2 separate regions of the Homo sapiens genome follow, and region 2 is linked to region 1. A link is a contact called in ENCODE Hi-C or POLR2A ChIA-PET data. All regions are on one chromosome and are shown on one strand. The core of a region is the stretch at or near the end of the contact, and the rest is flanking DNA. Distances in the headings are between cores, read along the strand shown. Region 1 holds the start of CTTNBP2 (cortactin binding protein 2). Region 2 has its middle 77 kb from the start of CTTNBP2.

Evidence for each region. Hi-C counts contacts between places; a loop is a spot of excess contacts on that map. ChIA-PET counts read pairs that join two places held with the same protein, here RNA polymerase II (POLR2A).
Region 2: a map of PC-3 shows a loop between it and region 1 (4-fold over the local background). The contact joins the enhancer-like site here to the promoter of CTTNBP2 in region 1. A Hi-C loop is called at or near these places in 3 of 168 maps with a recorded cell type or tissue (A673, PC-3 and chondrocyte). POLR2A ChIA-PET finds 5 or more read pairs at or near these places in 1 of 52 experiments (A673).

The regions. Positions count from the first base shown.
Region 1 is chr7:117,871,915-117,875,399 of GRCh38, reverse strand. It overlaps CTTNBP2 (cortactin binding protein 2), which reads left to right and starts at 1,959. Exons shown (of 23, transcript NM_033427.3): 1 at 1,959-2,065. The coding sequence starts at 1,985.
Region 2 is chr7:117,949,028-117,952,512 of GRCh38, reverse strand. No RefSeq gene overlaps it. Among named protein-coding and RNA genes, the nearest start is that of CTTNBP2, 77 kb to the right of the region's middle. RefSeq lists an enhancer at 678-1,877. Within about 2 kb of position 1,777, at least 3 of the 41 ENCODE cell types and tissues checked have a DNase peak (open chromatin) inside an H3K27ac peak, as active enhancers do; they include PC-3, where a contact is called at or near this core.

The DNA.
Region 1 (3,485 bases), core at 710-3,209:
TGCATGTATAAAAGGGATTTGCTTCCCAGAGATGGTGTCATTTCATATTTCTAACTCTTAACCCTGAGTAAAACTTATTATTATTATTTTTTCCAGAAGTTTGCCAGTTAATTGCTTGAGAAGTATTCAACATCAGAATCAAGAAAATTGATTGCCTTGCAATGTGTGGAAGTGCATTTTGAAAAGAACAAGGAATGCCCTTGGACTTTAAATTTTTACTATCAGTTTGACATCTAACTTTTACTGTCCAGTGGTTTTCTTTAATCTTAAAGAAATCTAGTTATTCTAATATTGAGCAGTTTTAGAGAGTATACTTAATAAAGGAAAGTGGTATAATGAACAGGGATGGATATTAAAGGGATAAGTGAGGGAGTAACTATCAGAGCCAATATAAATAAATAAATAAATAAATAAATAAGTACCTGTACTCACAGGATAACCTGGAGATGATTTCTAAGCCTCTGACTTTTAGCCCCAGAGTTCTAGGTAAAGTTCTTTCTTGACCTCTCTTCTGGGAGGGAACTTTTCACAGTTTATTAATCAATCCCTTTCAGGGTCTTTGCAGAAAAGATTTTCTCTGCCCTGGTTTGTGTCATATTTGGGTCTAATTTGGAAAGTGGAGCAATTAAAGAGTCAAAACCTTTCATTAGGAGCCTGCCATTAAAAAAAGAAGAAAGAAAGAAAGAAAGAAAAAAGGAAAAAAAAAAAAAAAGCTTTGATCTGTAACCCTTGGACTGAACATTCTAGTCATTCATCTTCCAAAATTTCAAGTGCAAGATTTGGTTGTGGTTTGATTTTACGTCTTTGAGACACAGCTTGAATGTCTCAATTTGATTTTATGCATTCGACACATTTTTAGGGATCTGGTGATTTGGGAAGGGCTGTACCATATGGTCTTGGTGAGGTGATAGATTTTCACATTCTGGAAATTGGCAGCAAAGGGTAGGAACTGAATTAGATGTGGAAAGGGAAGATTAAGCGTTTGGGCCTAATTCACTCATCTCATGAAAAATCTTCTGAGACGTGTAATTCCCATAAAATCTATTTTTACAAATACGGCTTTTGTTTGATTGTTTTTGGTGTATATGTACACGTGTCCTCACACGTAGGGAGTAATTTTTTTAAATTCTCTCAAAAGTAGAGGACATGACATTTAGCTTTTAAAGCTATGACATTTAACACTTCTCAGTTAGTCCTTCAGGAGAGATCTCAGACTTAGGGGGGTCACAGAATATAAAACAGCCCGCTACACATTCCCTGAAAAGGAGATTGTATAGAAAGTTAGGAGCTGAGGGGCTGGTGCCACGTTCTAAAAGAAAACAGGACAGACAAATCGTTTTCATCTGAGAATTGTTTTTGGAGAAACACTAGAGTCAACGATAGAATAAATCAGAGCCAGGTGTGTATATATATAGGGAGGATAAAAACACCCTGGCGGCAATGAAATTTAAGAAAGAGCAATTTAAGAAGAAAGGGGTGCCCTGTGTGATTCCTCGCGGTGGGATAGAGGGAGCTGAAGTGTAGGATTTTCCCTGATCTTTCAGAGAATTCAGATTCAGGAGGCCTGACATTTAATCTGGTCTGTGCACGGATTTCTCCGGCTTGGTTGGGGTTCTGCGGAATGCAACGCTCCTCGGGCGCTTTCTGCCTTCACCTCTTCCGTGGTCTTTGATCCCCAGTCCCCGCGCAGGGCCGCAGCGGAGCCAGGTCGTGCGCCCATTTCTCGCACCTCCACGAGCCCGCGGCTGGCGCCACCGGGCGCGGGACGCGGGGCGCGGGGCGGGACCGAGGCGGGGCGCTCCGGCGCGCAGCGGGTTAAGCGGCGAGGGCGGTGGCGAGGGGCGGAGGGAGTGCCGCGGCTCCCGGCTCCCGGCTCCAGGCGCCCGCGTCCCGGACAGCAGCGGGTTAAGTGCCGCCCGCGCGGAGACGGCTGAGTCCGGAGCCGCGGCTCCGAGCTCGCATTCGGATCCGCTAGAGCAGGAAGATGGCGACGGACGGCGCGAGCTGCGAGCCCGACTTGTCCCGGGCCCCGGAGGACGCGGCGGGGGCCGCGGCGGAGGCGGCGGTAACCGAGTTCCCGGGGCGGGCGCGGGGCTAGTGTAGACGCGGGCCGGGGGCGGCGCCGGGGTCCCAGCCGGACCCGACTTCGCACCCCCGGGGCGTTCCGTAAGCCCGGGACTCTCCGGTGCCCCTTCATCGGGGCCCCCCTTCCTCGGGATGCCCACACGGCGGAGGCCGCGGGGGGGAGCGGAGCGGCCACCCTGGCTGGGGATCCCTCCTGTCCCTTCCGCGCCCCACGGGAAGCGGCCCCGGGTCGCCCGGTTCTCCCAGCTCCCTGTCTGCGTCCAGTGCGACCCCTATGCCCACTCCCTCCGCTGCGGTCGCTTCTGGCCGGGGGAGAAGGCTGGGACGTGTTTCCTGGCGAATTTGACCCCCCATTGTTCACCTCTCGCTGCGCGCGTGGTTGCCAGCGCGTGTCTCGGGGGTGCCTGGTACCGCTCAGCGGACCCGGGAGAGCAGCTTGGGGGAGGTGGGCCATCGCCCAGCAGGTGTGGGGATGCCCATTGTGTGCATCTGGTCCTGTGCCTTCGGGAGGCCCACTGGGAGAGGGCCGTGTCCAGATGTGGGCGCTGCTGCCGCTGAGGCCAGCGCTTTAGGTCCTAGCAGCCTGCTGCCCCATTACTTGGTGGTAGTGATTGGGGTGGGGTGGATGGATTGGTTCTTCCCGAGACGATGCTCAGGAGAGGTGGAGGTTCTGCACCTGGTTTCAAGACATTGTTCTCCTTCTCTGGAGTCTAGAGGCCGAATGCGCTACCATTCTTGACTGGTCCTTACTTTCACCCCCTTAATATTCCGGTGTAGAGACTCGCTGGTGGTTTCCAGCCTCTACTTTGGGGAAGGGCTGGACCCACATTTCCTGGGTGGAAAAGGTTCTCGGTGTTTGGGAAGCAGCTTCGCAGGAGCTGCAAGGAGCTGCAGAGAAAGGCAGATCTGGGAGCGCCTCCCACTCTTGGCCAGATCTGGCTGCTCCCGCCGAAGGATGGGGTGGGATGGAGCGAGCGGGGCGTGGACGCCCCCCTCTTCCTATCAAGACCTGAGCAGAATCAGTGCAGGAGAGGGCAGGGCCGGGCGTAAACAGCGGGGGCCGCTTTAACTTCCTCCCACCCTCTGGAGGTAGGGCTTTCTGGAGAGGGAGAGGAGAGATGTGGAGGAAGGTACTTGGGGTGAGAGGAGCTGAGCCTGGCAATGGAAGGAGAAACGGGGAGGAGGACTGCTAATTTCCACTTGTAAAACTGGCAAGTTTTGATTTGAACTTTTGGGAAAATTGAGTTTCCATTCTTTGCATAGAAAATGAGAACTTTAAGATTTCAAACGAAACCTGCCCACTTATGTGAATCAGCTCCCCTCTGTGGGGCACAGTAAGGAAACTAGCTATTGAGACAAGGCTCTCTGGCAAGTGGAAATGATTTGGTGCCTTCATCCCC
Region 2 (3,485 bases), core at 528-3,027, 77 kb before region 1:
CAAGCCCAGATTAATAATTAGCTGCTTCTGGAATCAAACCCTGATTAAGAACCTCACACTGACTCCAGAGGCGAAGCAGTTAAAGAATACTGAAGCTAAGAACAATGAAACCCTATTTTCATTTTAAAGTACTGTTTCCATTTCCCTTTCATTTTAAATGAGTTAGACACATCAAATATTATAGAATAATGGCTTGCCCCAAGTAAATAAAAGCTCAATTTTATGTTTGAGTCAGTAAAATGCTGACACATATACAAGCAAAAACATCCAGGAGAGACATATTTCTAAATTTCTTCGCCACTGCCTGGCTCAGAGGTACCAAAGTCCTCCTTCCTCAGTGTCTCTCTGTGTAAAATGAGGGCATTCTGCTCCTGGTCTTCAGGCTCTAAAAAACAAAACAAAACCCAACAAAACAAAAAACTCCACTACAGGCCTACATGGTCTCCCCCATCCACCCCTCAAGACAAACCTTTAAAATATCCAAGAATAGAAACACAAATAGGTAGTGGGTCACAGACGCACTGAAATATGACCCAATTCAAACATAGGAAGTGCAGTTGCTTCAGTGGGTTGGAGCAAGTCACAGTGAGCATTCTGACACATTTGCCTCTGGTGGTGAGATTAATTGATGTACACTGGCCGGTTGCACTGCCCATGGGGAGCTTGGATACTATTGTACAATTTAGTTATTGTACACTTGATAGTATTGTACAATTCAGTTATTGTACACTTGAGATCTAATTCTTTGCATAAATTCCGGGAGTCACTCCTTCAGGACACTGGTGCACTTCTTTTTCCAGAGGAAATTTAAAAAGAGAAAGTTAATAGGGTGAACTACAGCTCCACTGCTGCTGCTACTCAATTTACACTCATCATCTCCCTTCACGTTGTCCATTCTAGATCTCCTTCACCTTCAGCTAGCATCTCTGCTGGTCTCAGTGGCTCACCCAGTGGCATGACTCGGTCCCGCATGTTTTAGAAATCTGAGCCCCCTGAGCACTGTACCCTTTGCAGATCGTGGTTGCTGTCTAAAGAGACACTCAAGTGAATCATGTAAGAACAATTGTTTAGCATAGTCATAGCTCAGGTATTCCTTGGAAAAAGGATGAAACGATACCTTTAGTTATGACTGTCTGATCACTCACAGGGAATAATTTTTCTCCTTGCTAACTCATTGGCATTTCCATTCCTTCCATCTCCCATCTCTTCTCTTTTTCTCTCATGCTTAATATGTATCAAGCATAGTTCTAAGTACTTCACATATAGTAACTTACTTAGTTCTCACAACAACCCTGAGATAGGTATATGTTATCCTCATTTTAGAGATTAACAGTAGTGTGCAAATAAGTTAAAGAAGTATCCTTAGTCACACAGGAAGTACATCTGGGGACCAAGATTTGACCCGATGCAGCCTGCTCCAGAGTCCATGCCTGTAACCACAGATGCTATTCAGGTATCAGTTAAAGTCATAAACTACACATACTTCCTACTTCCCAGTCTTGGTTAACAATGTGCTTGCTTATTGATAAAGGTCGCTAAAAATACTTGGCTCAATCCAAAGCACCTTAGTCAGCTTTTAGCTAATTTGCAAGTCTGTAAGATAGTTGTGGCTGAAATTGCTAGTTCCAAACAGCACTGCTTTACTTTGGACTGAATTTCAGTTGCAGCTGGCATTGTGGGCCTATTTGATTGACTCATTTATTCTTCATCTCCAGCCTGAAGCTCATCTGCAGCCTTTCAGCACTCCGCGTTCCAGCCACACCCTGTAACCTGCTGCATGTTTCCGCCTCTGTGCTTGGCCTGTGCTATTCCCACTGCCCATAGTGCCCTTTTCTTCCTTCTGGACCTTGGAAACATATTCCCATTCTTCCAGCCCTACCATGCCAGCCACTGGGGAGTGATGGTAACGTTACAATAACTTACTTATGCATCCTTTGCCCCCTTCAGATTGAACTCCTGATGATATAACAATGCATTATTCTTTTAGTGTCATTTCCCTATTTAATACCCTAGCACTTTGGGAAGCTAAGGCAGGTGGATTGCCTGAGCTCAGAAGTTCGATACCAGCCTGGGCAACATGGTGAAACCCTGTCTCTACTAAAATACAAAAAATTAGCTGGGCATGGTGGCCTGTGCCTGTAATCCCAGCTACTCGGGAGGCTGAGGCACAAGAATTGCTTGAACCCGGGAGGTGGGGGTTGCAGTAAGTTGAGATGGCACCACTGCAGTCTGCACTCCAGCCTGGGCAACAGAGCAAGATTCTGTCTCCAAAAGAAAAAAAAAAATTAATACCGTAAAGACACCAGGTTAATGTATAAAAATTTTCCCACGATAATTTTAAATGTGACAAAAACCCTTTTGAAGGTATCTGGCATTAAAACACATTAATAATTCCTTTTATGAAAGAGTTGTCCTGAGCCGAGTTCATAATCCTCTTACTTTCACTGTAAGACCTTCAACCTCTAAGGAAAGAAGCAGTGTAAGCAGAGAAATTAGCTGGGTTGTGATACACTCTCAAGTGACACATCAGCCACACCCACAGGGATCTTTGCAGCTTTGACGGTCCTCCAGAATGATGCCAGGTTGGGGCACAGAGGCTGGATACTTTTTACTCCTTCATCAACCAGTCATTGGATGTAGGCTCTCCTTAGAAGGGAGCATGACATTGACAAGGGCAAATGCCGAACAAAGGTGACATCCAAGGCTGTTTTCTGATAATAATCCCAGCAGGTAAGGGAATAAGTCTGCATCATTCCTGAAGGGGGAGGTGGAGGGCACATCACAACATCTACTCCAATGTACCCCTGTACAGTTCAGATCTAATTCTTTGTATAAATTCTGGGAGTCACTCCTTCAGGACACTGGTGCACTTCTTTTTCTGGAGGAAATTTAAAAAGAGAAAGTTAATAGAGTGAACTACAGCTCCACTGCTGCTGCAACTCAATTTATACTCACCATCTCCCTTCACATTGTCCATTCTTGATCTCCTTCACCTTCAGCTAGCATCTCTGCTGGTCTCAGTGGCTCACCCAGTGGCATGACTCAGTCCTGCATCCTTTAGAAATCTGAGCTCCTTGAGCACTGTGCACTTTGCAGACCATGGTTGCTGTCTAAAGAGACACTCAACTGACTCATGTAAGAACAAACATATTTCTTCCTGCCCTCGTTGTGAAGCATTAGCCTAACTTCAGTTTCAGTTAACCCTGACAAGATGATTACTTCACAGTGCCCAGGTGGCAGTAGCAGTTAGAGTTCAGTGTGACTCTTGATGTGTCCTCTGGTGGAAGGGTTCCTCCTTTGGAACCGGGACCCCTAGACACACAGAGCTCAGAGTTGTCGGGATGGGAAGCACAAACTCCTCAAATGGGTGCTGGGGAGCGGTGGTAAACAAGCCACTCCTGCTTCCACCCCTCAGTCCTTGCCCATGCATTCTACCTGTTGAGAACACAATCTCCTATTATACTTGCTGATTCAGAGTGTGCGCT